4 separate regions of the Mus musculus genome follow, and all the other regions are linked to region 2. Evidence: chromatin loops called from intact Hi-C (ENCODE). Cell type or tissue: left cerebral cortex. All regions are shown on one strand. Links, peaks and the distances in the headings refer to the core of each region. The heading gives the core; the rest is flanking DNA. Region 1 has its middle 23 kb from the start of Gm20190. Region 2 holds the start of Rad51ap1 (RAD51 associated protein 1). Region 3 overlaps Gm38899 (a long non-coding RNA gene). Region 4 holds the start of Ndufa9 (NADH:ubiquinone oxidoreductase subunit A9).

Region 1 (7,729 bases), core at 998-5,997, 150 kb before region 2:
ACCTCTCCAAGCTGATACTCAAAGTGGGCCAATCGTTCATTCACTTGTCAGACCATGACAACAGCCAAAACCCAGCCAGGCACTGGTCTTACTGCCTGTGGCTCCATGGTAGAAAGAGGCAGGTAAAGAGGTTAGCTATGGTAGTACATGGCAGCAATCCCAGAATTCTGGAGGCAAAGGATTGTAAATTCCAAGTCCACAGAGTAAGATCCTGTCTTTAAAAAGCAAAGTTCGAGTAAACATTGCTCTAAGATAGTGTAAGACAAGGACTAAAGGAACCCTGAGAGTGTTCAGAAGCACCGCACACTCCCGTGAGTAGCACCACCCACTCCCGTGAGTGGCACCGCCCACTTCCGTGGGTAGCACCGCCCACTCCCGTGGCTCCTCCCTGGAGCCAAAGGAATACTGTCTGGTCCTGGGGAGGAGGGAGCAGGAAGGACAATGCTTGCATGGGGCATAAGAGAACTTTGTTATTAGGGCTGAGTGTGTTCCTCTGCCACACCCATTCTTTTTCTTTCCAAGCCCCCTTCTTCCCTTCCTCTCCCTCCTCTTCATAATCAATATTCCTATGCTAATCCTATCATATTCCTACCATAATCCTAGTTCAGGGAGACTGTAAAACCTCTGAACCTGTTTTGCACGTATTTTCCCTGAAGGGTTCTCCGTAGCCATCAGAAAATTCTTTAAAATAAAACGAAGCAACGAAAAACAAACAAACAAGAAACCCTTTGGCTTTAGTCTGTCATTGAGAAGCCGGAGGGATGGCTCAGTGTTTAAGAGCACTCGCTGACTTTTGCAGAGATCAAGTTTGGGCAGTTCACGGCCACTTATAACCTCCGTTCCAGACGACCTGACATTTATTCATAAATTAAAATAGAATAAATTTAAATAAACAGTTTTAAAAAGTCATTTGCTGGCTGGGCACGGAGGTTGGTGCACATCGCTCCAGCTCTCAGGACGCTGAGGCAGAAGGATCTTTAGTTCCAAGCTATCCTGAACTACAGAATAAGAATATCTAAACAACAACAAAAAAAGTCAATTGTTTATGTTTCTTGAAATATAGCCCCCGAACCTAATGCAGTAGGTGGGTGTTCTGAGACAGGATCACAGGCAGCTTGGCATCTCCACCACAGGGCAATGTGGTCCCACCCAAGTGGCCTAAGACACAAGCCTTTGAAGCAGCCAGGACATAGAGAGAACTCACACAGAGACCCTGGTCAGGGAGGGTCCTCACATTATGGAATTGTCACAGGACTTCCATCAAGTCATCTTCTCCCTGTTCTGGTCAAAGGGGAAGCTTTCTTTGTTCTTTAAGAAGGGGTCTCACTGTGCGGCCCTTGGCTGGCATAGAAATCACCCTTCTCTGTTCGAGAGACCCAGCTTTCACTGCCAGTTCCAAGATGGTAGTTTTCTCCTGATTCACTGCCATAGAAACTCAGGGATTCGGGAAGACCTAAGGGTGGTGGCCTAGGCATCAGAAGAGCATAAACATCTGGGTCACGGGTCTCACCCCCTTTCTCACCAGCACTAGCACATTCTAACAAGAAGGCCAGGTACAAGAAGGGACACGGCCCCACCCTCCTACTACAAGTGCTCTAAGGTGGCTTGGAAATAGCATGTCTCCCCAAAGGCTCGTAGGTTGGATGGTTGGTAGCCATTGGTGAATTCAGTCACTGAGTTGGTTGGGTCCTGAGTGTGCAAACCCAGTAGATTCATCTCCATGGTGGATTCATAATTTGATAATATTTTTGGTGGGGGCTGGGTGGAGAAGGCCACCAGGGACATCTTATTAGGGGTTGCATCTTGTCCCTGGTCTCTTCCCCATCCCTCCTGTGGCTTGCACCCCAGCTAGCAACTTTGCTATGATGCTCTGCCTCACCGTAATCCCACAACAATGGAGACATGCATCCATGAATTGAAACCTTGAGCTGAAATAAAGCTTTTGGTCCTAAGTTGTTGGTCACAGATGTTCTGCTGCAGCAATGAATAGCTGATTAAACACCATCTAAAAGAATCCCCACTTGCACAGATGACAGCTGGAGCTTAGCTTTGAAGAATTCTCTCAACAGAAGCTAAGAGGCCATCAACAGAAGCCCAAGTGATGCTGATGACAGGGAAGCAGCCTTCCTTCACATTCCCAACCTGATAGAGACTTAGTCAGGGTTCTCTAGAGTTGTTAGGAAATGTCTCTCTATATTGAGGGAATTTGTTATGATGACTTACAGTCTGTAAGTCCAACTCTCCAGCAGTGGTCAGCTGTGAATGGGAAGTCCAAGAATCTAGTAATTGCTCAGTCCCACGAGGCTAGTTGTTTCAGCTGGTCTTCTGTAGAAGTAAATTTCAACAGATGTGCTGGCAAGTAAATGCAAGCGATGAAGAAGAATAAATCTTCCTTCTTCCAATGCCCGTATGTAGGTCTCCAGCAGAAGGTATGACCCAGATTAAAGGTATGTACCACCACACCTAGATCTGGGACTTGCTTTTTCCCAGGTTGATCTTAAACTCAGAGATCTCCCTGCCTCAGTCTCCTGGGATTAAAGGAGTGTGCTGCCTTGCCTGGGCCTAAGCTTTTCATGGACTCTATGCCTCAAAATCTCCATGCCAAGTTCCAGGTCTGAAACGCGTGTCTTCCAGCCTCAAGATCTGGATCACAGATGAGCCCTTCGATTCTGGATTGTAGTTCATTCCAGATAGCGTCAAGTTGACAACCAGGAATGACCATTGCATAGCCCTTCAGTGAATTTGCATGAGTCTTTGTGGCTCAGGTCCCCAACTGTTCTGTGGCTATTACCTTCAGCAGGTACCCCCTAAAACTTCTCTGCAAGAGCAATATATAAAGTAAAAAAGATAGCTAGTGGTGTTACTCATGGAGGAAGTGCTTGCCTGGCATGCAGGAAGCTGGAAACGAAGTGATGGGGGGGGGGAGTGAGGTGACAGCCAATAAAATTGTCACCAGGAGAACGGATGTTGTAAAGCAGAGCCTTCCTGCCTGTTCTCCCTCCCCTGTGGGCCTGTCTGTCACTCTTGTAATTTTTAAATGAACAATACGTGCTTACACATCACCCAGAATGCTTGCTTCCTGCCTTCCCCTAACAGTAAGGAACCTCTAACCTGTGGCCCCGGTTCTCAGGGCTTGGAGAAGGATGCTGGTGGAAAGGAGATGCCTGTGCACCGAACTCATGGAAAGGAGAATTACCTGGCACAGGTCCTCAGTCCAGGCAAACGCTTTCATTCAATGAACTTTTCTACGAAAGGAGAAAACACAACACACTGTTGGAAAGAAGTGTAGAAAGAAGATACCCCGGAGCCTGTATTTTGGGGGTTTAGTTCTGATTCTACCAAGAGAAAACAGAAAACAGAACCAGCAGAGGGCGATCTGATCCTGCCCAGTTCAGAGAAGTGAAGCCAAACCTGGACGGAGGAGCTAAGGGCCTCAAGCAAGGGCAGCAGTTTGCAAAGGGAGGAGAAGTGGAGAGGAAAAAGAACAAGAGGTTGGGAAGCAAGAGAAGAAAGGGACCTCAGTCAGGTGCAGAGCCGAAGTAAGAGTAGGAGAGAAGCGCGCGGGGGGCGGAGCGGGGAGAGCTTGGGCAGGAAGGGTGCGTGGGCAAGGGCGGGGCTTGGCCAGGATGACTTAGGACAGTCCCTCAGCCACCTTGGGTCTCTTATCCCTATCTTTTCACAATGAAGCATTTCAAATTTGAACTGAGGTTAACCAACGCTTACATAGAGGACAACGTTGAGGATGGTTTCAGGAGTGGATGTATTTTTCAGGTACCAGTCCAAAGTTTTGCATTTCAGTTTCTCCCATCCTTCTTTTCTGGAGGAAATGTCTCCATAGTGAGATCATATTTCAAGGCCAGAAGTAAAATGAGGTCTGAAACTGTAACTCAGTGTAATGACTCCCTAGTACTTAACAAAAGGAAAGAAAGAGTGCATATCACTCTAAGATACGTGATTGGGCTATTGTCGCCACACAACGGTAGACAACTAACTTAGGCGGTTCTTTCCCGTTTATCCGTGACGTGTGATCTGTGAATATTCTTCCAACCAACCTGATGGAGCACCAACTCACTCTCTAATATATGTAGTCATACGCATGCATTTTTAAAGATTTTATTTTTTGTTTAAAGTGTGTGTGTGTGTGTGTGTGTGTGTGTGTGTGTGTGTGTGTGTGCACGCGCATGCATCTTGGAAGGGAGGTGTGCATGCGAGTACAGGTGCCCACTGGAGCTAGCAAAAACAATCAGTTCCCCTAGAGATGGACTGAAGGTTGTTGTTGACTGTAATGGGTGCTGGGACTCAAACTCTGGCTGTCTATAAATAAGTGTACTACATGCTCTTAACCAGTGAGTGAGTCATTTTTCCAGCACCACAAAAATATGGCTTTGGTGACAAAAAAAAAATTTTTTTTAATTAAAAATTCTCACCCTACTGGGCTAGTGTCATATTTCCTGTGTCTCCTCTTCAGGGTGACCTCTAGGGATGGCAATTTCTGGGAGTGAGTTGCTCCCATCTAAGCTGGCAACCTCCTATACCCTTCCCAGCAGGAGCCTGGCTCACGAGCCGCTGGCCCACACCCTACTGGTTCAGTTAGCACAGCACAAGCTTATCTACCTAAGGAAGTCGTCTTACTGAGTGACATCCAACATTGGTGAGTCTCCTCCCCTACTCCTAGCTCCCCACCCACCGAGTTTTCTACCCCGCAGACAGGCTTGGAGTCAGAATGACCTGTGTTCACATCCTGACTCCACTTTTGCCCATCTGGCTGGTTAGACAAAACACTACCTTCCCTGAGTCTCAGCTTACTCATCCACAGAAAGGGCCAGCTACCATCTGGGCGATTGGGAGGACTCAAAAACATAGCAAGTGTGCGGCAGCTGGTGGATGCTACGTGGTAACAAAACACATCTCCCTTCATGAGTCTCCCTTCATGAGTTTGTAGATCTTACAGACATTATCTCCTATCTGATTTGTTTCTGGTTTTGCTCTTACCATTCAAGCATTAAAAAGTTCAAATTAAAATGCTGTGGCACCTAGAAAGATGGCTCAGAATTCTAGCAAACCGGTCTTACCCCAGACGACCCTGGGTTAGATTCTACGTATCACAAGAGTTCTCACAACTGTCTGTAACTCCAGTTCCAGGAAGAAATCTGATGCCCCCTTCTGGCTTCCAGTGGTACTACATATATGTGGGACACACACACACACACACACACACACACACAGGGAAAACACCCAGATGCACAAAATAATTTTTTAAAAAATTCAAGCACAAGCTAGAGTGTGTTCGCTTATGATTATAACCCCAGTGCAAGGGACGCTGAGGTGGATCAGTACGACTTCAAGGCCAGCTTAGACAGAAAAGCAAGACCCTGTTCAAAATCAAATCAAAACAGAAAATTTAGCCTTTATTTCAGTTTTCCCAGTTGATGGCATTTTCCAATTCATGTAAGCTTAGGGAAGGAAAAAAAAATATAACATTTGGCATAAGAGCCTTTGCTTTCAAATTAAAAATAAAAATTGCCTATGAAAATAATAAATTTTATCAATTGTCCTTGTTGAACAATTTTCAGCTTTGCTATTTCAGTTTATATTTACTCGTTATTTACTTATTTTTTAATTAAAATGTATTTATGTGTTGTGTTTGCACAAGTGTTTATATGGATGTATATACACATGGAGATCCAAGGTTGATAATTAGTGTCTTTCCAGGGTCTCTCCGTGAGCCTGACGCTCATGCACTGCGCTAAGCTGGCTGACCTTTGAGCCTCAGGAACCCCCTTGGCTCCACCTCACCTGCCTTCCCAAGACCAGGGTTTCAGGCATGCGCCAACGTGCCAGGATTCTTCCGTGAATTTTAGAGATCCTAACTCAGAGATTCATGCTTGATTATTTGGTTCTATTTTATTATTTCTTATATTAGTTCTATAGCCCAGGCTGGCCGTGAACTTACAGTAATCCTGCCTGAGCCTCCTATGTGCTGGAATTACAGGCACGAACCACATCTGGCTTTGACATTCTAATTTGTTCTTCCGTTCCAATCTCTGTCTCTCTTTCCCCCCCCCCCTTGAATTTTCTGCTCACAACACCTATCCTAATACTTCTGGTGAATTTAACTTTCACTAAGCAGAACACACACTTAATAACATGTTCATGCTTGTCAGGGCACGTGACAGAGTCAGATTCTGAACCCAGCAGTCCATGTGCTAATCCTTGGCACAGGTTGCCTGTAATGCAGGTGCTATGTGAATGCTGGCTTCTTTCCTACCCATCATTCCTACCCACACGCGTCCACGAGCACCACTAAAACACTACCTGTCAGAAAAAAACCACCCATACTGTTCTGGTAGGCTTCTGGTTCTCTTATTTAAGAAAAGGCAGATCGGATGGTGGTGGTGCATGCCATTAATCTCAGCATTCATGGCAGAGACAGATGGATCTCTGCGGGTCTGAGGCCAGCCTGGTCAACAGAGCTAGTTCCAGGACAATCAGGGCAACACAAAGAAACCCTGTCTCAATAAAATAAAACAAACAATCAAACAAATTAAAGTAGCCAGGCCCAGGACTCTAGAGGCAGAGGCAGATGGATCTCTGTGAGTTTGAGGCCAGCCTGGTCTGCAGAGCAAGTTCCAGGACAGCCAAGACTACATTAAAAAAATAATAATAAAATTTAAAAAAAAACCTGTTTCAAAAAAATTTTAAATTAGTTGGGCAGTGGTGGCACACACCCAGCAATTGGCAGGAAGATCTCTGAGCTCAAGACTAGCCTGGTCTACAGAGTAAGTTCTACACAGCCAAGGCTACACAGAGAAACCCTGTCTCAAAAACCCAAGGAAGGAAGGCAGGTGGGGTGGGCGGGTGGGCAGGAGGGAGGAAAGGGAAGGAGGACGGAAGGGACGAGGGAAAAGAAACAAACAAGCAAGCAAGGATCCTTACAAATGGCTAGAGGGCATGCTGGGCACTGCGCCCGTCAGGAAAATGAAAACTCAAACCCAGGATGGCATCTCCTCTTCCTGTCAGAATTCCTGCTGCTATCAAAAGGACAAAACCGGCGAACACTGGCGGGGACCTGAGGAAACTGGAATTCTTAGACACCGGGATAGGAAAGTAAGATGATAGAAACCAATATGCGAGCTCCTCGAGAATGAAACCCAGGACGATTACAGGAGCCTGCATCCTCACCCCTTGGTGCAAATCCGAAAGGAAATGAAAGCCCGCCATCAGTGTTCCACCCTCCCACCGCAGCACAGTTCACAACAGCCAGACTTGGGAGCAGTCACGGTGTCCATCAATAGATGAGAATGTAAAGGAAGTTTATGTATGCACATGCACACACGCACACATGTACACACACGCACATGGGCATGCACATGCACATACAAATGCACACACATACACACACACACACACACACACACACACACGCACACGCACACGCATGTGCGTGCTTTCGCACAGGAAAACCAATCAGACATTAAAAGGCATGACAGGGATGGGTCTCACATACGAAGGCAAATGCCACGTGATCTCATTCATATGTGAAACCTAACAAGGCTGGTCTCGTAGAGGCTGAGTAGAGCAGTGCTTACAAAAGGCTGAGAGGATTCAGCAGGTGGGCTTAGGAGCTGGTCATGGATAGATGCTAGAGTTTGGAGGGGGACTAAGTTCCAGCCCAGCAGGATGATCATAATTATCAGTATCCACTGTAAATCCCAAAATAGCTAGAAGA
Region 2 (7,395 bases), core at 2,396-7,395:
CCATCAGAGTCATTGCCAGAATCTTCAAACTGTGAATAATTTATTGGTTTTCTATTTCTATGAATAAGACAGAAATTTTTCATTACTGAAAATAGTAATTTTTTTACCTTCACCTTAAAGTTATTAATAATCTTGAAAAAAGGAAAATGTGTTTGGAGTCTCTCTAAAGTACTTCAATCCAAAGCCAAGAACTTGGCATTAACTGAAAAGCCAAACCCATACCTAATACACATAATGGGAAGAGAAATTAATTCAGGAAACCCCCAAAGCAAGAAGAAAACAAATATTAGCAATTAAACTTTGTATTCTGTTCAGTGGTGACTGGGTATTTATAAACTGTGTGCTGTTCTTTGCTTACATTAGAAAGTACCTGTTCAGTTTTTTTTTTTTTTTTTTTTTTTTTTTCGAGGCAGGGTTTCTCTGTATAGCCCTGGCTGTCCTTGAACTCACTTTGTAGACCAGGCTGGCCTCAAACTCAGAAATCCGCCTGCCTCTGCCTCCCAAGTGCTGGGATTAAAGGCGTGCGCCACCATGCCCGGGTCAAGTTTTAACCATATTTCAAAAATTCTATCAGAGCAGAGCTATGACTCACTGGTTAAGAGTATGCACTGTTCTTTCAGAGGACCTGAATCCGGTTCCCAGCACCCATGCCAGGCAGCCCACAATCCCCTGTAACTCCAGCTCCAGGAGGATTAAAAACCTTCAGGCTTCCTCAGACATTGCACATACCCAAACAGACACTGACACCTAAGACCAAAACCAAACAAAAAAACTTTAAAAATCCCTCTACAATACCAAATAATGCTTTCTTAATGGAATGTACACTTTACAATAATAGTCTGTCCCTACATCTTTGTAGGAACTAAGTGGGCAGAAGAAAAGGATGCTCAGTGTACAAAGGTTACTCTCCTTCCTCTGGGAGAGCAACGTAAAGCTGTCCCTCCTTCCCTTCTGTCATCTATTATGTGCCCCCAAGCTTACAAGCCCTTTCTTTCAAGCAAAAATGGGAGTTCTGTGAAAGAGGCTTGTCTACTGTCCAGATCATGGTCCAGACCTGTGTTTCCCTGAGAGAGCAGTTTAAATGGGAAGGTGTTCTTGTTACTCTCCAACTCGCCAGAGTTTAAGAATTTGACAGCTACATAAAATATGAAAGCATCTTAAGAAGTTGTGGGATTGAAAAATTAGTAAACAAAGCCAAAAGCCTACTAAAAAGACAAGTATATCTCAGGTTGAGTTGTAACAGACATGGACTCTTATCGATTCATTAAACACAAATTACATATTGTATTTTAGAGGCTCACTAGGGTGAGATACGCAGGAAACCATTACTTTTAAAAAGAACTTTAAAAACTTGGGTATGTGCACACAAGTACAGTATCTGCAAAGGCTAGGGGAGGAAACTGGGGGCCCCCTGGAGCTGGAAGGAGCTGCAAGAGCTATAAACTGTCTGACGTGGTTAGGAATGGAACTTGAGTCTTCTGGAAGAACACCAGGCACTCTTTTAACTATTGAGCCAGCCCACAAGGGCTTCTGTTTTTAACAAATATTTGAGTATGCGGCAATAGAAACTGCAAGGACTACAACCACCACAGCCTCAGTTTGTGCCAATCCCCATTCAGTGTAAATGACAGAAGAGTGAAGACAACAACTGGTTTGGCTTTACTGTAACACAAGTAATGAGCTAGTGAGATGCAGTGGCCAAAGTCACCCGCTGTGCAACCCTGACAACCTCCTGTGACTCCTAGGATCCATGAAAGGTGGAAAGAAGAGAAAGGACCCCACAGTTATCTGCTGAATCAAGACAATGTATGTCTACCACCATTCTCACCCCTTTTATTCACACAATAATTTACAAAACAACCCCCCCCCACCACACAAAATAACAACAAAAACCAGACCACAGTCATGATCTCATGGGGCTTCTGAGGATTCAGGGGACTGTGGATAACACTGTGACTACTACTATCCCAAATAACAGCAGTATGTCTTCAATATCTGCATGCCTGTCCCCTTCCAATTTCACCATGGAAGCAAGAGAAATCTAGTCCTGTCTTCTAAACCTCATTATCTCAAAGGGGCCCATCTCAGTCAATACAGAGACGTAGCTCAGTCCATAGAGACAGTCAACCTTGATTCTTTGTTTTCTCTCCTCTATAACCACTTGTCAGAAGTACCTAAACTTGAGCTGGAGAGATGGCTCAGTGGTTAAGAGCACTGACCACTCTTCTAAAGGTCCTGAGTTCAATTCCCAGCAACCACATGGTGGCTCACAACCATCTGATGCCCCCTTCTGGTGTATCTGGGAACAGCTACAGTGTACTCATATAAATAAATCTTAAAACAAAACAAAAAAAACCCTAAACTTACTTGCTCCATCTCCACACCACACACACACACACACACACAGTGCCAAAGTCACACACAACTGATAGCATCTCAATTCCCCCCTCCCCCCTGCTTTCGCTCTGGCCACTCCAGTCCCCCTCAGAGCCAACCAACAGCCGGTGGCCTTTATAAAAGTGAAATGAGAATATCTCAGGCCCTCCACCACTGAAACTACAGATTTCCCATTTGTCTCAAATAAAATTCAAACTCCTAAGACCTACAAGCTGCTTTAGATAGATTTAGATAGATTACAACTGCTTTGTAATCTATCTGACTCAGTCCTCAATCCATCCACATGCTTGTTCATCCCACACCTTCAATCTGCTTCTCAAACATGGTGAACCTTGGGCTTTGGCTCCTATTTCATGTGAATGCCCCTTACATTTTACCTAGGTAACGCGTTCATATGATTTAAAGTAAGGCTTTTCTCCTTCCTCCTATGTTACATTGTGGTGTTTATTTTGTTACTCCCCCTTATCTCTCCCCACCCCTCTTCCAATAGAGTGTAGCCTCCAGCTCTTAGTACAATACAGGCCTAGGAGAATTCACTAAGTTTATTGTTGTTTGGTTTTGCAGGACTGGGGTTTGAAGCTGGGGGCCTCTCATCTGCTAGGCAATCACTGGACCACTGGGCCATAGTCTCAGCTATATTCAGTCATTCTACTAAATGGATGGCCAGCCTGGCATCCCGGTTGTGATCACAGAGAGATTCCAACAGTCTAAAGGAAAGCAGATAGGAACTGGGGGTCATGTGACAGGGCACCACGGCTTGAGCTGGAAGTTAAATGGGCCTCTCTGCCTAGGGATTTGAGGGAATAGGCACACCTGCTTTTTCTGTATCGCTCAACGTATGACAGCCACTTAACGCGGTCGCTCGCTGTCGCGTTAAGCGCGACTCAAATGCTAGCCTACCAGGTCCCTCTGGAGTGGGGTGACTCAGGGGCGACAGCTGCAGAAGGAGGCCGAGGGGCGGCAAGCGAGATGCCAGGCGGGCTCCTCTGAGCAGCGGGTGGCTCTCACCGGAGACTGGCGACGAGCACCCACCCAATCGCGCTGCCCTCTGTCGGATCTCGTCCTCTCCCGCAACCATGCATGACAGTGGCCCCCATCGTCCCCGTCCTTCCTCTCTGCCCCGCGGGACGTCACCAACCACTCACCTGATAGGACGCACCATGGTGCCCTGCCTAGAGCAGCAGTGCTCTGGAGCTGGGGAGCAGCTGTGGCGGTTTCAATTCCCGCCGAAAACCAGACGTCGCGCTCCACGCCCCGCTGCGCCAGCCCGCCAATCACCGCTCGCCTGCCTGAGGCGGCGCCTGCGTGCTGAAGAGAGGGCGCCTGCGCACACACACCGTGGCCCGGGCACGCCATCCTGGATCCTGTCTGCTCAGACTTAGCTTTTGTTTTGATACTGCACTTTCGTCACAATTGCGATTTGGTACCGAGTCTAAAATACAATATAAAAATAGCGACACGCCTCCAATATTTAGAATGACTAACTTAAAAATAACTGGAACAAAGGGGGTCTTGGATAGGCGTTTTCCTTGGCGCTTGAGGAAAGAGAAACATGAGTTCCGAATCTGCCAAAGTGGATCTATTGGAGGTTAAAAAAAAAAAAGCAAGAAGTCAGCTGACTTATTTGGGCAGTTCTGCGTTGACAGCTCCAAGTGTGCTTTGGTGTCTGATGAGAGAGGTGAGTTCGAGCCCACAGCGAAGAAGCCCCTTCAGTGTGGAGGACCCAATGACGGTATCTGGTACAGACTTAAAGAACAGAAGGAGTCTTCTAAGGGCCATCTAAAGTGCTGGAGTGCAGCTTGCCATTGCCAGTTCAGTGTTTGTGGTCAACTAGGCTTGTCGTTTTGCATGTTGCTCTGACAGGGTGTAGGCACACCCAGAGAATTCGGAGACGTAAACTGGATTACGATGAATTGTATCCTGAGAGCAACAGACCACAGGAACAAAGAGTAACATGAAAACGTGTGTTTTTATTGGTTTTGTTCTGTTTCATGTTACAATGTATTCTAATTACTGTCTCACCTTATGTCGCACCTGTCCCTACTAACTTGCCCATCCCTCTAATCTCTGCATTTCCACCAGTCCCCTTTCTAGATTCATGTCGTTGGGTTTTTTTTGTTTTGGTTTGGTTTTGTTTGTTTTTGTGACCCTATATCTTAATTAGACCAGACTATTGAATTGCGACTACTCATTGGAGCCTGGTGGGGGCACCCGTGGGCACACAACTGAAAAATAACTTCCCTTTTCCTGAATCTGCCCATAGAAAACAGTTCCTTAATGACACATGGGTCATTCTGAGTCGTCTTCTCTCTTCCCTCTGCTGCTGCTGAGGCTAATCTTATGCAGACCTCTGACACTGCAGTGAGTTTACTGCTGTAATGGCAGCGTCTTGTCAGAAGGTGGCATTTTGTCTTCCTCTCTATGATCTGGTTCCTCTATTTTTCCACTTCCTATTCTGCAGTGTTCCTTGAACCTTCACAGAGGTGGTATAAATGCCTTGTTTAGGGCCGAGTCCCCATCCATCACATGTTCTCACCTTGTGGCACCTGGAGTCTGTACATTCATTATAGTTCACTGGAAAGAGACAATTCTCTGATTAAGTCTGGGAGTAGCACTTGTCGTGGGTATAGACATGGTGGTTTGACAGTGTCCATTTAACTGAACAACAGTATTTATGTTCCCCCCCAGGGCCCATCATCTTCCCTGCTATGGGTTTCCAACAGGAATCATAGTGCCAGGCAGGGGTATGCTCCTATAGAGCTGACCTCAAATCCAGTCAGAGCAAATTGGATACCCTCATAATGGTACCCTAGTGCCCAGATGAGCATGTCTTGCCTGGCAGGTTAGTAGAGTTCATAGAGTCCACAGCTGGGTTGGACCAGTAATGAAATTTCTCTTATAGCAGCCTCCTTAGTATCTTCAAGGACCATAAAAGATAGCCAGCAAAGAGGAAGCTTCCAGCAGAGTTCCAGCTTGGCTTTTTTATATCATCAATTGAGCTGTGCAGTGTCTTTAACAACAGAGTTTATCATCTAGTTTTTATGGACGACCAAGAACAATGACAACAATCTCTACTGTCCTGGGAGTTCATATATATATATATATATATATATATATATATATATATATATATAAATGCATACATATATATGTACATATATGTGTGTATACATAGACTGATGGCTAGCTCTTTAAGGGACCTCGACTCCTACTGTCTTTACTGCATTTTCTTTTCTCTGAGTAGTGTTCAGTGTGCCTTGGGCAGCATCCTGTGTGGTCTGTTCTGTGCCCGTGCTTCCTACTTGGAGATCTTTCTTGTGTTCCCATATCCTTTTTCTGATACATCTCCTGACCTTCAACATCAAACATCTTCAAGCTACCACTGGGTCTCCGTTGTGTTTGGCCACTTGTATGAGTTCCGTAAGCTAGCTGTACACTTACAGACCCCCAACCCGTCCCTCCTCCAGCATTTCCTCTTGCCCCCCCCCCACTCTGTACCTTCCCTTGTATTAACTACTTGTTATTCTTCCCTAGGAGTAAAAGTACTTCTTGAGCATATTGTTTGCTCTGAAATTAACTTTAAAATAACTTTTCATTTTAAAAAAAAAGGAAGAAGCAGCATTTGGTTTTTGTCACGAAGATGAATGTGCAGGAATAAGCAGGAAACACTATAATAGACTGGTTGTGGTGGTGCACACCTTTAATATCAGCACTTAGGGTGGGGTGTGCTGAGACAGGAGAATCAAATGTCTGACATCATCCTAGGATACGTAGTCCTAAGTCACCCCAAGATGCACAGTGAGACATCCTCTCTAATAAAATGGAAGGAAAATGAAGACTGGAGTCGTTGGTTCAGCATCGCATGGGGGCGGGGTGGGGTGGGGTACAGTCTCTGAGGGATGGGCTGTGTTTTAGAGGTGTCCTGTGGCCGTTTGACTCATGGTTCTTTGGCTCATCCTACAGAAACCCTGCTGAAGAATATGAAGAAAAACCGAGAAAGGTTCTGCAACAAGGAAAGGGAATTTGTGTACAAGTTCCAGGTAGGACGTGAGCGCTTAGAGCTGAGAGTGCCCCTCAGGTTTCCTGTGGAGGAGAATGCCAGTCATCTGCATGGACGTCTGATGCTGCTGCACAGCTTGCCTTGCTTCATAGAGAGTGGTGAGGACGGACCTCCTTTTGTTTCTCCATAGTCTCTATTGTTAGATGTTTCTTGGTAGAGCACAGATTTTTGAACTTGGGATGTGACCCATGAGTCTGCACAACTGAGTGAGTGTCGGGCTCATGATGAACATGTCAACCTGAAGAGGTTTTCAGCACAAGTGACCAAATGTTAATTCAAAGCCAGCAGTATGGTGGATTGAAGGAGCTCAAAGCTTGCTTTGCACCGCCCATGCCACTGAGCTGCCCACTGCCAGTGAGTGCTGCCCACTGCCAGTGAGTGCTGCCCACTGCCAGTGAGTGCTGCCCACTGCCACGGAGCTGCCTACTGCCAGTGAGTGCTGCCCACTGCCAGTGAGTGCTGCTGAAGCCTCCTGGAGCAGACTCAGACTGCTGTTTGCACTGCGTTTACTGTCTGGCATGGCTTTCTGTTCTTGTAGAAATGATGGTTTCCACTCCTCCTTCCTCAACACTGAAGCTTCAAATTCCTGTATCTTCAGATTGTATTGTGTTGGAATGTTTTTGAGTTTAAACATTTTTTTATTGCATTTATTTATTGTGGAGGCAGAGCCTATGTGTGTATATAAAAATTTGCTTAACAAATTTTGACATGAAATTAAGACAGAATTGCTAGCAATTTCTAAAAAGGCCTTAAATACGTGTTTTGGCATCTTATACTATGTATTTATGGAAAATAGTATTCTTGACATTGGCAATTATAAAATCAAAATGAAAAAGTTAAGTGTACTTTCAGTATTAAGTATTCAGCCAAGATTTAATTACTTGTATTAAAATGATCAAGCATATTCATTTCATTAGTACTCATCTTTTATTTTGTGT
Region 3 (7,729 bases), core at 1,894-6,893, 440 kb before region 2:
ATGCCTTACAACCAGATCTTTTGGAGGTATTTTCTCAATTGAGGCTCCCTCCTCTCTGATGACTCTAGTTTGTGTCAAGTTGACATAAAACCATCCAGCACAGGCACTGAACGTGGCACTGTCACCACTGCTGTCTAACACAAGACAATCAGGTAGGTTGTCCTTGGGTTTACCACTGATGTCTAAAACAAGAATCTACCAGGCAGGTTGTCCTTGGGTTTACCACTGATGTCTAAAACAAGAATCTACCAGGCAGGTTGTCCTTGGGTTTGGGGGTAGTTGAGTTCTCTGATTAGGGGAGACCAGATTCCCCAGCCAGCACCAGCATACAACAGGCTTAGAATGTGTTAGGGCCAGCCTGGAATGCCATGTGAGATTTTGCAATACATCATTCCTCTACTCCTGGCCAGGGGGATTGTAGCGTCAGTTAAATCACAGAGAGGGCTAGTGGGAGAGACGCCAGAGGCCGTGTGGGAGCTATCAGCCAGAGAAGTATCAGTCAGGACTGACTTCCATGATACTAGGTTCCTTCTTTTCTGGGAGGCCAGTTAGCAATACCTGCCTGTCATTTACCATCTAGACACCATTCCCCCTTCTCTTTCCCTTCCCCACTCCCCCTTCCCAGGAATCATTCTGAATTGTTTCAGGCATAGGGCCCAGTGGTTAGACATGCACAACACAGCAGACGACATGAGAATGTGAGGTTAGAAGTCCAGTGTCTGTGGCTGCAGGGGAAAGAAATGAGTGTGATGGCCCCTGTTAGCATGCTTCCTCCTGCATGGAATACGTGCCTTTGCAGGAATGCCCCCTGTGGGGCATCTAAGGGCTCCTGCAATGATGTCCAGATGGGAAGAGCCCCAGGACAGACACTGGGTCTGCTCTGCCCTGTCACTTGCTGCATGGCAGGCTCCTCTGATGGAGGTCAGCACCCAGGAGGGACTCTCCTGAGCACTTGGGACAGGCTGGAGGGACAGGAAGCATCCCTTACTTGTGACCCCTGAGTCCCTGGAGCCTCTAACATCCATTGTAAAGGCATCAAGGCCCCTGGGTAGACACCCACCGCTGTGTATAATAAGCATCTGGATTTCTCTGCTGCCTGATGGACAGGACGGTAGAGGTGTAGGGGAACATCCAGACTGCTGTGCCTGGTCCCCAGCTGACTCGTTAGGAGCAAGAGGTAGCTGAATACATTAACAAAGAGCTCTGGCCAACGCCCTGGCTAGTTCCCCAACATGGGCAAAACTCTGGGCTGGTGTCCTTGATTTAAGCTGGTGTAGGATCCCGTTCTTCCCTGGTCCACAGGTTGGTCAGAGGCATAGATATTGTGTCCACACCATTCCCTCAGTACAGCACACGGTGAGTCTTCTTGAACACAAATCATCCCATGTTAAACCGGGAAAACTGAATTTTCTGTGTGTCTCGAGGCCTTGAGGAAGCCACGGTGAACAACTTCATTGGCATGCCAGCATTGCCATGTGCATGGGCATGGACACAGCCTGCAGACATGCGGCTCTGGAGGAAAGACTTCAGCCTTTCCAGCCCTCCCGCTAGCCTCTCTCAGTAGCCACAACTAAAAATATAGCCCATGAAAAGGAGTCTCTTTCCAGAATAAGGATGTGAAGGCAAATGTCACTGCATTCACAGCAGCAGACCTCTAATTCCCAATATAGCAATGGGAAGAGGCCAACTCCACCACTGCACCCCACATGCAGAGCCTCAGAGCCTGAAACAAGGACTCGGCAGGAAAAGCGAGAGATCAGGTTAGGTGTCCATGGCAACCGAGAAGCCAGACAGAGACGGAGCTCAGCAAGGAAGGGGCTTGAGGGTGTGTACTTCAGACCTTGTGTTTGTCAAAAAGAAGTTCTCCTGTCAACCCTGCCTGAAGAAACTCTGTGTGTGGCTTTGCCTCCCCCCACCCCCCACCACCCCATCTTTACTGAGAAAAAGATTGACAAGTACAAATATTGTTCTGGGATCTTGTGTATGCCTTTAAGGTGGCACTCAAGTATGTATGCCTTTAAGGGAAGCTCTGAGGTGTGTATGCCTTTAAGGGCAGCACTCCGAGAGGGAGAGATGTGGGTCTCTGAGTTTCATGGACTGTACTTTTAATATTTTGGTTTTCTCCTTACAGCCATGAGAGAACTTCTCTCAGCTATACTCAGGCTTTCTGCCTACCTGCGCATTCATGCTCAGAGGTAGTGTGTCCATCTGCTCCACAGAGGAAACCACTTAGACGGGAGTCTATGCCATAGACTCTTCCCCAGACCTCAATGGCATTAAACCACGACCTTTTGAGCGAAGCATCTTGTGAGTGAATTGATTCGTTCATTAAGCATCTTGACCTCAGACTGCATGACAGATGCTATGCCAGGGATCCTGCACTCAAATGGAGGTCTGGGGCTTGCCCCTTGGTTGCTAATTGCACAAACTAAGATCACTGGGAAGGCATCCTCTGTAGAGATGATCTTGCTGCCACCTAGAGGCAGGAATGATGCAGAGCGCCTCTGGAAGAGGTTGCATGCTTCAGGGTTCCTCACACTGTAGTGATGCCCAACCATAAAATTATTTTTGTTGCCACTTAATAACTGAAATTTTGCTACTGCTATGAATCATAATGTAAATATATGATATTTCTGATGGTCTTAGGCAACTCCTATAAAGGGATTGTTTACGACTGAGAGTGGTCGCGATCCACTGGTTGGAAACCATTGGTCTAGCAGCTGAAGAAAGTCTTCAGAAAGGACTAAGTCCAGAGGTTTGGGTCCTGGGAGCAGCAGGCTGGCTCTGAGCCTCAGGTGTGGGGTACTCAGACCTGCAGATAGCTGTGGCGATACTGTGGCTTGGGGGGTAGGTGGTGGGGTGCTACTTATAGAACCAATACTAAGTAGACTGGTAGGGTCACCACCCTGCAGCTGCAGGGGAGATGGGGGCTTCCTTCCCAGATAATTCGTGGCAAAATCAGCAGAAACCTAATGGAAATGGAACCTACGTGATCAGCACCAAGACACAGACAAGAAGAAGGAGGGGGTGGGCTGGGGCTGAAGCTGGGGGAGAGAAGGGGGATTTCCAGGAGGTGAGAGATAGATGAAGCTAAACAGACAGAAGGGAGGCAGGGGGTGGCAACACAGGATGCGTGAATGGAGACTGGTGTTCCTCTGTGTCTGGAATTCAGCCTAGGCACATAAGAAGACCTCAGGCAGTAGAGAAGGGCAGGAGCTAGGGAGGGGGCCAACTGATCTGTCAATGTTGTCAAGACTCTGGGACAAGAGGGAGTAGTTATCCTAGCCGAACTAGGGACAGTTTGGTTTGGGTTTAAAATCACAGCATCTCTGAGGCTAGATCTTTGTCTTCAGCCTGGCTTTTTATTTTTTTAACAGAAAGGGAGGCTCTGCAGACCTGGAGACTGCTGTCACTGTCATTTCTGTAACCGCAGTAAGAGATGGAAAGAGCTGAACCGTATAAAGGAAGGGAGGCTGGAGACAAAGGAAGCCAGAGAAAAGCCACTGTGACATAGAAAAGCTCAGATAGAAGGCAGAAAGGAGTCTGTATTCTAGTCCTGGCTGTCAGCTCTAGCCCTCGAAACAGCTCTTGGGTCCACATGCTGAGGGAAGGAGTCTTTAGGGCCTGCCAGAGATATTCCGTCTCCCTACCATGTTAGTCAGCTTTCCACCACTTTAACAAACTACCCGACAGAATCAACTTACAAAGAGAGAAGGGTTGCTTGGGCTCCCTCTTTTAAAATCTTTGGTCTGGCTGATTTGCAGATGTGGTGGAGCAAAACCCCTACGGCATGGCCAGGAAGTGAAGATAAAATAGCGATTGGCCTGGAGTAGTACTATATACTTCCAGGGCATGCCGCCGACTGTAAGAGCTTCCATAAAGCCCTATCTCTTGAAGACTCCACCACCTCTCAGTGGTGGCACCTTGAGACAATGCCTTACCTTCTAACCAACTGGGAAAGTAAGGCTGAGGCACTGTTCAACTCGCTCAGTTAGCAACATACTTTGAAAATAAATATAAAGAAAGGGTAATTGTGAACTTTTGGTCATTGTCTCAGTTTTGGGCCATTGCTGTGGGTAACAGGATCCTAAGGGCAGCTCTGTGGCACCATGAACTTGTGATTAAAAATGAGTAAGTTCAGGCTTGGCACACACAGAGCACAGCAGTGACCATGCACAGAGCAGTGATCACTCACGGGTCAGAGCAGCAACCACGCACGGGGCGGAGCAGCGACCACACACAAGGCACAGCAGCGACCAGGCGTTGGAAAGGGTAAGCGAATGATCAACACTGAACATATCTCCTCTGTATCAGTTTTCTATGACCTGGATATCCTGAGTTCGCCCACCACAGCATATTTGTCCGTTTTTAACTCTGACCCACCAGCTATCAGATGCTTAGACTCCTATGCTGAGCCCACTGCCACATTGTGTCACAGGCTGCTAAGCCCAGCTCTTAGTGACAAAGCAAGAGGAACTCTGGGGTCAACATCATCTACACAGCAAGTTCCAAACTGCCAGAGATAGACAGAGAAGAGAAAATCTGTCTCAAAAATGTTTTAATCCAAAACAATACATGATAAACTTTCTTCTTCCTGAAAGACAGCTTGGTGGGAGAAATGGCTGCAGAACCGCATTCTCCCAGCAGGTGGCACCCGAGGAACGTGTTTGGGATTCAGCCCGCCTGTCAGCCCAGTGGGCCTTTCTATGGCTTCTGTGTGGGACACACAGGTCTACCCTGACAGGCCTCGGACATAGGGCCTGAACACCACATACCTCGTCATGAATGGACCCAAGACATAAAAAACAGTACAGCTTTGATACTCGCTTGCCAGAGAGAGCTCTAAGTTGTGAGGCTTCGGATGCCACAGCCTCTTCTTAGCAGGCTCCCAGCCCAAAGCCTGTTTGGGACAGGAAATAGGGCGGCCAGTCTCTCCAGAATGCTGTCCTTGCAGCCAAGCTCCAACATAGTTCAAGTTCTTTATCAATGCGTATTAACTGTGCAGAAGGGTCCATGCATGTTTGAGAAGTACTTGGCCACAATTACCCCCTCTGTTATTACAGATTATACACCCCCTCGCCCTCTTCATTTTCTTTTCTGTATCACTGGCAGTCTCCAGTTTCGTATCTTCTTCACCCTTCCCAGCTTCCGAAAAAGAAGTAAAGCAAGAAACACTTGTCTCCCCAGTCTCTTTTCACTCAACATGATAATCTACAGTTCTATTCATTTTATTGAACATCTTGTTCATCTTTACAGTTAAAGAAAACTCTACTGTTCGGCCATGCCCAGCCTATGGCCCAAGAGAGATATCTATGCAGCCCAATTTAAACTCACAGAACTACCTAAAATGTTATGAGATCATTTGGGTAATTTTTTAATTCACATAACTCATTTTCATGAAATTTTGTATAGACTACAGTGTATGTGTGTGTATCTATGTGAAGGTGTGTGCATGTGGGTGTAGTACCCACAGAAGCCAGAAGAGGGCATTGGATCCCCTGGAGCTGAAGTTACAAGCTGCTGTGAATCAGCTCCTGTGGGTGCTCAGTGGCGACACTGAGACTCCCTGCAGTTATCTTGCCCTGGTCTCACTGTAAAGAGGGGGCGTGGTTAAGATTTCACTCAAGCTTCATCTCACCTCCTGCCCTATAGAGGCTCCAGGTGTGAGGTCGGTGTGGATGTGGTGGGGGCGGGGCTGGCCATTAAGAGAAGATAGGAGGAGACCGGCAGTTGACTGAAGAATGCCTGGTGTTCTAATGTTCTGATACCCGGTTGGTAAACCTATTAGCAGCCCGGGAAGTCACCAGGAGAAGCTTTGAAAATGAAAGGAGATGTAGATTCCCGGAAGGGAGACGAGTCTGTGCCAGAACAGCACTGTGTGCAGAAAGGAGGGGAGGGTAGCGTGCGCAAGAGGGTAATGGGAGCTTGGGACTGTCGGCAACAACATAGGCGAGCTGGGTACCACACCACGCAGGGCTGGGCTTTCGACAAGGGGTGTAAGGAAGAGGTTTGTGTCAGTGTGTCTGGGAGGCTTGGAGAGAAGTCCTTCTGTCAAAGACGAAGGAGTCCAGCCCCACTAGCCACGTGATCCAGAGTGCTCTCCGCACACTCAACAGTGGACCTGAGAAAGTCCTCCGCACCCGAGGCAAAGAGAAAGGGCAGAGACGGCTGCTTCTGTTTACAGGAGTCAGGAAGGGATCAGAGACTTGAGGACTGCCCAGCAGAGGCAGCTAGCTGCAAGTCACACACACACAGATTCACAGAACCGTGGACAGGAGGTCTGATAGTACAAATGGGCAGAATACAAGAAAACCTTCACAAAGCCAGAGCGACTGGAGGTGGGGTTCTGGTGTGATGAGTTCTGGGGTCATTTCAGAAGTTGCTGCTGCTTTGCGGTTTTGTTTGTTTGTTTGTTTGTTTGTTTGTTTGTTTGTTTTTTGGATTAGTTGCCCTATCCTGACAGCCCAGAACTGGGGTTCTCAGCTCTCATTTGACCTCATGGCAGATGAACGCTCTCTAGGGAATTCCCTTTGCAGAGAATGGAGGTTAGGTGTGCTGGCTTGTCTTTCGTCTTTCATTTTCTCTAGGCTATTCCTTAACTTACAGAAATTGAGAACTCTGTCATATGGCCATGGTGTTTTGAATAAGAATGCCCCTCCCCCAAAGCTCATAGAGGTGTGACCTTGTTAGAGGAAGTGTGTGACTGGGGGATGGCCTTTAAGGTTTCAGAAGCCTATGCCAGGCCCAGTCTCTCTCTCTCTCTGTCTCTCTCTCTCTGTCTCTCTCTCTCTCTCTGTCTCTCTCTCTCTGTCTCTCTCTCTCTCTCTCTCTCTCTCTCTCTCTCTCTCTCTCGTCCTGTGAAGCAGGATGTAGCTCTCAGCACCATGCGTGCTGCTGTGCTCCTTGCCTTGAGGATAATGAACTAAATGTCTGAAACTGTAAGCCAGGCCCGATTAAATGCTTTCTCTCATGAGTTGCCTTAGTCATGGCAATGTTTCACCACAGCAATAGCAACTCTAACTAAGACAAGGCCTTCGAATAAGCAAGAAGGCCAGTTATTGGACACGGGAGGCTCAGACAAAAGGCAAGTACAGGGGCCACATTCTTTTCTGATACCTTCCCTGTTCTCCAGACATGGAAGCCTGACTGACTTCCCCTCCAGATTGACTTCCAGGATGACACTGGAATAAACCTGGAACAAATGATGTCAGCCTCCCAGTTGGCCTTTGCAGGCCCCCGACTTCCTCTGTTTACTCCCATGATGCCTCTCTGGGGAGGGATGCCTTCTCTGGCTCCTTCTCCCATCAGCTGTCACACGGCTGCTTATCTCTGCTGACCTTCTCCTAATGAAGACGATGGATTAGCCAGGACTAGGAGTCAAAACATTGTTCCGTCCTGATCTTACTGACCATGACGTAATTATCTCTGACCCGTCAGGCATGTCAGATGGCTTTTATTATTGTACAAATAACTGAGCGCCCACAGACTTTAAAATGTGCTATTTTACAGGAAGTCATGGATGAAGAAAGCCCTCTGTGCTCCAGAGGTGGCACCCCACTGGCTCAGGAGGGTTTTATTCACTGTGCTGGCCAGTAGAGCAAAAGACAAAATATTTGTGCTTCTATTCTTAATTTAGTGAATTATAACAGATCGTGTGCCTACTCTATGTCGCAGCTGAAGAATGAACTAGATTCTGACACGTCATACCTCCTTCTCGTCAGGCTCCTGT
Region 4 (7,729 bases), core at 1,783-6,782, 92 kb before region 2:
AGAAAGTCTTACCAGAAAGGTAAGCTGGCCCAGGTCACCCATCAGACGAAGGTGCATGATGTCATATACATCACACCGATATGGTATGATCACTTGTGACCCCATTCGTCCTAAAAGATGGAGTGAACCAAGATCAACATCAATATGGCTATGTCACACAACAGTGACTTAGACAACATTAAATTCCAATATGATAGATGGATTAACTTAATGCTTAAAACAAAGTATATTCTGACACACTAACGATGCCATAACCTCACATATTATTTCCCATATACTTATTTATTCCCAAAATAAACTTATTCATTCCCATAATAATATTATATAGAGGAAGCATGAATGTCCTCACAATGCCAAGGCAGATAAAATTTATATAAATCTAAGATAGAAGTAACTTGTAATATCCTTAAAACAAAAGCACATGGCTTGCAGTCTCAAGTCAGACAATCCTAGTCCAAGGCATGAAGCACACTGAACTAAAAGCACTTGACTTACCAAGGTGGTTAACAACGTATCGACCCAGGAATCCTGTAGCCCCAAACACAGTGGCCACAACTCCACTGACAGATGAGCGGCCTCCTTTCCCGTGAGGTATGACAGCATGGTGAAGCTGGCGATGGGATGAGCCACAGAACACAGAAGTGGCTGCTGCAGTAATGGCAGGACCTTCAGGGAAACACCAGAGGCAGCAAACATGGCACATGTTAGCATAAAAGGTTCCTAGGAACTTGTACCTTAGGGATTTAAGTCCCGACAATATTAAACATAAATTACTATAGCATAAAATCCAGAGTAATTATATAAAGTTAGAAAGCAAATCCCATGTCCTATCAAGCCACATTATCACAAGAAAGAATTTCTGAGTAAAGTGTCTGGGTAAAGTATTTTGAGAAAGGTTTTAAAGAGGAACAACCAAGAGTAGAATCCCACAAGACACACAGAACATGCACAACTAAATAGAAGTAAGAATGAGTAAGACTGGAGTTGAGTAACAGCAAGAAAATCTGGACATGACTGAAGTTTGATGGCAAGTGAGTTGAGGTAATGATGTGGTTGGGGCAGAAGACTATTGGCATCTCAAGAGGAAAACAGGAAGAAAAAAATGCTGGGAGCTGGCTTGGCTGGTAGGGGGCCTGCTATGAAAGCAGGAAGACTGAGTGTGAATTCCTGACACTTGCATAAAAAGAGGAAAAAAAAGGAAAAAAAAAGAAAAGAGAAAAGAAAAGGAAGAAAAAGAAAAGAGAAAAGAGGAAAGACAACAGAAAAGAAAAGAAAAGAAAAGAAAAGAAAAGAAAAGAAAAGAAAAGAAAAGAAAAGAAAAGGGGAGGAAGGAAAAAGAAAAGGAAAAGCCACCCAAGCACAATGGCTGCCATGCCTTTATAACCCCAGTAACTCACTATCTCCTATAGAGAGGCTGAGAGAAGTGGATTCCTAAAGCTTGCTGCCAAGACAACATAGCCAACTCAGTGACTTCCAAGTTCAGTGAGAGATTCTGTCTCAAATCGATAAGTAATAGATAGATACACAGACAGACAGATAGGGTGGAGAGTGATTAAGGAAGAAAGCAGATATTGACCCCTGACCTTCATGTGCACACATATTCACATGTGCCCAAACACAAATATGTACACATGCCAGGGGCCTTCCCCAGCATAGGGGGTCATGGCTGGCAGGGCTGCCTGCAGAAGAAAGAAGGATGGGCAAGGGGTGTGTGTGTGTGTGCGCGCACGCGCGCACGCACTCGGGTGCGGGCTCAAAGCTGGCTGGCTGACTGACTGACTGACTGACTGACTGACTTGCAATCAAGCCGTTCCTGCTGCTCTGACTGACTACCAACCGGGTGCTTCTTTATTTATACAAGTCTCACAGAACAAAGGCGGACTAGTGATTATCTAAGTGGTACAGAATATGTTTGACTTTTCATTACATGTCCAGGGTTACAGTTTAGTTACAATTAGAAAATACTGGGATGGGATAGGAGGGTTCCGAAGGGGAAATGGGGAAGGGGATAACATTTGAAATGTAAATGCACAAAATATCTAATTTTAAAAAAAGAAAAGAAAAAGAAAATACAAACAGAACATCTTTTATTGTTATCAGCCCCATAACTCTGACTTAACAAATCTAAAGAATGTCCCCACCAGGGCTGGCTAGATGACTCAGTGGTTAAGAGCAGTGACTGCTCTTCCAGAGGTCCTGAGTTCAATTCCCAGTAACCACATGGTGGCTCACAACCACCTGTAAAGGAATCCAATGCCCTCTTCTGGTGTGTCTGAAGGCAGCTACAGTGTACTCATATGGAAGGAAGGAAGGAAGGAAGGAAGGAAGGAAGGAAGGAAGGAAGGAAGGGAGGGAGGGAGGGAGGGAGGGAGGGAGAGAGAGGGAGGGAGAGGGAGAGAGAAAGAGAGAGAAGCAAACATGTTTATTATATGACAGCCTGCTTTTAGGCTAGCAATGTTCGTAGTTTTAAAATATGCCAGACAAACAGAAAATACCTGAAACGATCTTTTTGTGAATAGAAAATACTAATACCTAACGTCTATTAGTATATGTTTTATCATCTATGCTATAAAGTAGGAAAAGTTTATTTTAGTCTATCTTATTTACTTAGTTTTACTCCTCCAGGGCTGTACCCTGTACAAGCCCCTATCTTTAAACTACATTTTCAGAGAACTCTAAGAATATAAGAAGAAGAGAGCTTGAGTCTGTAAACTATTCACCTGGCCCGTCAGTTTATCAACTGTCTCTGTTTGCCCTGCATCAATTACAGTTTGAGTTATCTCAGGGGCAGACACCCCCCAAGCAGGTTCCTGGAGTAATGGCCTCATCTAGCTATGTGCTTATCTGTGCTTAATGATCCCCAGGGCATAAAGAAGACTTCTAAATGGTGGCCAGTCTTTTTGGGATTTTCCTAAAAAGGCTCAGGAAATGACATAAAACGAATCTCAGGAAAATGAAACATGATGGAGAAAGTCCCCAAGGATGCACTATGCAGAGATCAAAACCCAAAAAGCTAGAGATTGAAGGACAGTGATTGTAGCAATCTGCTCAGCTTTGCTGGAACTGTGTCAAACAACAATGCTGGCATCATGAGTCTTGCCATTTCCAGTGGATATGGTTGTGCCATACACATATATACTCTCTTACCCTAAAGAAATATCCATACAGAAAAGAAGAAGATAAACAGAAGGAGTACAGTTTTGATGTCAAAAAACAACAAACAAAAAAACACCGAAAATGGATCTTTAGGGAGGGGCTGGTGAGAATGCAAATGATGCACTAAGAAGCAGGGCACCCTGGGGCAGCCCTGGCCTCATCTAAAACTGTTAAGAGAGTGTCGTTATGTAATCGGGTTACTCCAGAACTCCCTATGTAGCCCTAACTGCCTTTGAACCCACAATGATCCTCCTGCCTCTGTGTCTTAAGCACTGAGGTTACAGGTGTGAGCTACCATGTCTTTCTGTCTTATAAAATCCTACTCTAAAGCTCCTTTGATGTTCATTTACAGTAAATAAAAAAGACTGGGGTACAGGAACAGCTGACTCCCTAATTAGCAGCTGTTGGACTATCTCTTGCTATTCTGATTATCTGAGCAGAAGACTATCAATCAGCCCTAATGGCAGCACCAGAAACCCTGAATATCAATCACATGGATGCCTTGGGGAAACTACATGAACCAAGCAGCCCTGACTCCTGAAAGCCCCTCCTCGGCCAGGTCACCTCAAACAGTTTGTCCCAGATTTTTATGCTGTTACAACCCAATTCTAGATGACCCTGTACTCATTTCTGAGGTTAGAGAACATGCACAGAGGGCCAACTGTGACTGGTACTAAAGAGGATAGGCTGTGATTGCTCCAAATATCCCTTCTCTGCCTATCTAGCGAGTCTCCCGGGAGACCCTCTTCTGTGCTGTTTTTCCCTGTAGTGTGGCAGAGGGCCTAATAAAAAACTTCTTGGGAATGGCCATGTTTTGTCTACTTTCAGTAGTGTGGGCTCAGTTGGGGACATGAAGAAAGAAGCAATGGACATGGCAAAGAAGTGGTGATGGCTTTAGCAATGGCATAAGGACATCTGACCCCAGCTTAGCGTCTGTTGGAATTTCCTGCTCCCACTACCCTAAGAACAAAAGCTCTTCTACGTGGTCTGACATGAAGCGATTTTGAGAATGACTTGACATTCTGTAACGAGTTTTTTAAAAACACACTATGGAAAACTGTAAGTGAAGCGGGCATGTTTGTGGCGTGGAGAGTGGAAGGGCCGTGAACTGTAACGACTGAATGCTTTGCCTCCCTTGATCTGCAGGTGCAAATGCATGGTTTCGATTTGAGGGCTGTGAACACATTCAATCACGACAGAAGAGTAAATAAACAACGCTGACAAATTCTAAGCGGTCCTTCACTTTTCTTTCCACCCAGCTCCCGACTCTCCACAACCATCTCTCGCTGCTGCAGTCCCTACCGCCACAACCTGACATCTGTGGCGCGGATTCTGATTTCCAGTGCGATCACCACCATGAAGTCAATCGATGTCCTGCCGTCCAAGCCCCCTTTCCCCTGGATAAGTACTCTCTTGGACCGCAACCTTCCCCACAATCCACGCACTATCTCGAACCTGTCAGTGTCCGGGTTCTCCTCGTCCCTCCCAGCTCCTCCAGCTCTCCGTCCCCTTGCCGAGTGCAGTTTCACACATGAGCCAAGAGTATGAGGAAGAAAGGTCATGTTCCCGTCGCCGAATGCAACCCCAAGACCCGGTCCCCGGTGACACTTACGTGACATTGGAAGCGCTCTAACAACCCGAAAGCGGACGGCGGCCGCCATCTTCTCCCACAATGCCTCACGGCCGGTGCTTCCGCCAACTACGGCAACAACGCGGGGTCAAATGGTATCTCAAGGACCTCTCTGCGCAAACGCCAACTGGGAACGGAAGTGGCAGGTTGATGGTTGATAAGAGAGCCTGGGAGTAAAAGCAGAGGAGAGAAAAAGAAAAAGAGGAGGAGAAGGCAGGGGAAAATACAGTCCCGGTTTTGGAATGGGTTGTGAAGACCACCTGATATTTCCGGGGAATCTGCATTTCAGAGTTAACCAAGGACTGACTCAAGGGCATGCAAAATGGCCAGCTTTCAAAGACCCTTTTTCTATGGGCTAATTACCAAAAAGAGTCAGACAGCTCTGCAGGGGTAAGAAGGAAGGGTGCCCCTGCACTCAAGGAGTTGCACGGAGGAAAAAGGTGTAATAGGGTCTGCGTACAGTGTACAAGTGGGGGAGTTAAATAGAAATGCAGAGGCGCCCCCACCCTAAGCCCCTCGCACGCCAACGCCGCCAGGAACATCCTTTTGCAGGGCGTTAGTGTTCACTGTCCCCTTTCATAGAATGCATACTTAGATGTCTGCACCAATTCAATTCCACTCATAGATGACCTCACCAGGGACTTCTGATCACCTTTTCCAACGCGGTGATCAGTCTCTGTGTCGTGAATTTGATTGGCTGGGGTTTATGTGTTTGTTCGGTCGTGAATTTTGTTTATTGAAGCACACTCATCACTAACTGAATTATGAAACGAGAAGTTCTATTTTTGGAATTTTTGAGACAGGGTCTCCCTTTGAAGTCCTAGTTGGCTTCGAACTTGTGGTACAGCTCTCTGCTTCAGGTAGGAGTCACCACCCTGGGCTGATCCAGAGATTTATAAATGGTTTTGAAACGTGAATCACCTGAAATGTGATATAAAATCGCATGCTATGCTTGACATTCAACATATTTTTCTTATGGAAAAACTGCTGGCTTTACCCAGAGCAGCTTTTTTAAAAACTGGGCCTCTTTGAAAATCTGTGTTGTTCTGCAAAGATTTACCTGGAGCCTCGGGATGTTCTGAGAAAATAGAACCACTTGCATTTAAAAATCTTTTTTCAGGCTCTGGTGGTCCCTGCCTATAATCCCAGCTCTTGGAAGGCAGGGACAGGAGGATAGGGAGATCCAGGCCAGCCTAGGTGACCTTGTCTCAAATTTTAAAAAATTAAAAAACTTGATTCCAGTCATCCTCTAGCTATACCTGAGTAAAAGACATGGGCTTGCAAACTGAAGTTCCCAGAAAGAAGCTGCAAGTTCTGAACTTTCTAGAAAGGCTGATTAATTGATTAAAACTGTAATAATAATAATAGAGAAAGGAGTGTTGCAGATCCAAGATTACCCTGGGCTATCCTTAGCCCTCTAAATAGCCATTTATTATCCACCTTTGTGTGTGCCCTATCGTCTTTGTGACCATCACCTGAAAACATTTTAATATATTTATTCACTTTACATCCCAATGTCAGTCCCCTCCCCTTTCTCCTCCCAGTTCCCCCTCACGAAGATCCTACCCCCATTCTCCCCTTCTCCTTTGAGAAGGGGGTGTTCCCCTCTGAGTATCACCCCCACCCCCACACATCTAGTCACTGCAGGCACATCCTTTCTCACCTCGCCGAGGCCAGACAAGGCCAAGGCAGCCCAGTTAGGGGCATGGGATCCACAGGCAGGCAGGCAGGCAAGCAGGCAGGCAGGCAGGCAGGCAGGCAGCAGATTCAAGGACAAGTCTCTAGTTGGGGAAACCATATGAAGACCAAGCTGCACATCTGCTACATATATTCTGGCACATGCTTGCTCTTTGGTTGGTGGTTCAGTCTCTGGGAGCCCCCAAGGGTTCAGGGTAGTTGACTTTGTTGGTCTTCCTGTGGTACCCCTGTCCTCTTTGGGCTGAAACCCTTTGGGGTCTTTAAGGGGATCATTAGCTGCTACTAACCCAGAAGCTGAGACTATCATCAGATAGCCTTTAAGGTCCATACATCTCAGGTGTCTCCTGATTTATTAGAAGATCCCACCTTGCCCACCTGATGTTTCTACACATGGATTTGAAAAGTGTTTACTTGTAATTCTCTTTGTTCTGTTACTACAAGAACTTTTCACTGTTGGACAATGGAATTTGGGGTAACCTTGATTTGGCTATCCATATTTGACTCCATTATAAACTACCTCTTGTCCCCTTTGAGGGGACTAACCCTATGAAACATACCTTAGATTTATCAATAAACTGCCTAGTTTGGCGGAGTCATTCTCAACTTGGTAATTTTTCACATGCTTAGTGGTAGAAGTGTTCATTGTTCATCTCCAGGAGGAGAGTACATTGCTGAGAAAGGCAGCTATCTAGTAATGAGTAGGAACTGCTTGTGACTAGGATAGGAAGGCCCGTATACCCCCTGCTGTAGTTCCCTTTTTTGTTTTGTTTTTTTTTTTTTTTGTTTTTTGTTTTTTGTTTTGTTTTTGTTTTTTTGAGATAGGGTTTCTCTGTGTAGCCCTGGCGATCCTGGAACTCTGTAGATCAGGCTGGCCTTGAACTCAGAAATCCACCTGCCTCTGCCTCCCAAGTACTGGGATTAAAGGCACCACCACTGCCCGACCCCTTTTTACTTTGAGACAGTGTTTCCCTAAAATGTTGAGGCTGACCTTGAACTTCAGTTCTCCTGAGTAGTTGAGACACTGTGATTTCAGGTCTTCACCTCTGGGCCCAGCTGACCCAGTATTGATGAGAATTGCCATTTATCCAATTGAACTAGAAAAGAAGCCCTTTTACTCTGAAGCTCAGTAATGCCCAATTGCCTTGCATTTCTTGGCCTCCTTCTTTCTTGACTAGAGCTCAGAATTTGCTAGCCCCTGATTCTGAGATTGATATAAATATTATGGTACTCTCCAAGTTCTGATAA

What was found. Hi-C counts contacts between places; a loop is a spot of excess contacts. Peaks named below come from ENCODE experiments on the same cell type or tissue, not always from the same donor. Only the 100,000 strongest peaks of a DNase experiment are listed, where the experiment ranks them.
Region 1: it touches region 2 in a loop (5-fold over the local background); 21 of 42 quality-filtered maps call a loop at or near these places.
Region 3: a loop joins it to region 2, with 5 times the contacts of the local background. A loop is called at or near these places in 2 of 42 quality-filtered maps.
Region 4: it touches region 2 in a loop (4-fold over the local background); 17 of 42 quality-filtered maps call a loop at or near these places.

Annotation. Positions count from the first base shown.
Region 1 is chr6:126,788,731-126,796,459 of GRCm38, forward strand. It overlaps the pseudogene Gm29788. Among named protein-coding and RNA genes, the nearest start is that of Gm20190, 23 kb to the left of the region's middle. In left cerebral cortex, for the core only: CTCF peaks have their summits at 3,366 (motif pointing right) and 5,166 (motif pointing left); DNase peaks (open chromatin) are centred at 3,380, 4,399 and 4,849; H3K4me3 peaks cover 270 bases.
Region 2 is chr6:126,935,952-126,943,346 of GRCm38, forward strand. It overlaps Rad51ap1 (RAD51 associated protein 1), which reads right to left and starts at 3,636. Exons shown (of 9, transcript NM_009013.4): 1 at 3,543-3,636; 2 at 2-57. The coding sequence starts at 3,559. D6Wsu163e (DNA segment, Chr 6, Wayne State University 163, expressed) reads left to right here and starts at 4,015. Exons shown (of 14, transcript NM_138594.3): 1 at 4,015-4,075; 2 at 6,361-6,555. The coding sequence starts at 6,378. In left cerebral cortex, for the core only: CTCF peaks have their summits at 4,586 and 4,796 (motif pointing right); DNase peaks (open chromatin) are centred at 3,707, 3,988 and 4,639; H3K4me3 peaks cover 1,891 bases; H3K27ac peaks cover 710 bases.
Region 3 is chr6:126,495,605-126,503,333 of GRCm38, forward strand. All of the region lies in intron 1 of Gm38899 (a long non-coding RNA gene), which reads right to left. Among named protein-coding and RNA genes, the nearest start is that of Gm38899, 15 kb to the right of the region's middle. In left cerebral cortex, for the core only: CTCF peaks have their summits at 2,478 (motif pointing left), 4,634 (motif pointing right) and 5,463 (motif pointing right); DNase peaks (open chromatin) are centred at 2,463 and 4,646.
Region 4 is chr6:126,844,296-126,852,024 of GRCm38, forward strand. Ndufa9 (NADH:ubiquinone oxidoreductase subunit A9) reads right to left here and starts at 4,849. Exons shown (of 11, transcript NM_025358.3): 1 at 4,769-4,849; 2 at 496-666; 3 at 13-110. The coding sequence starts at 4,817. In left cerebral cortex, for the core only: no CTCF peak of the experiment used is centred there; a DNase peak (open chromatin) is centred at 4,860; H3K4me3 peaks cover 1,856 bases; H3K27ac peaks cover 1,114 bases.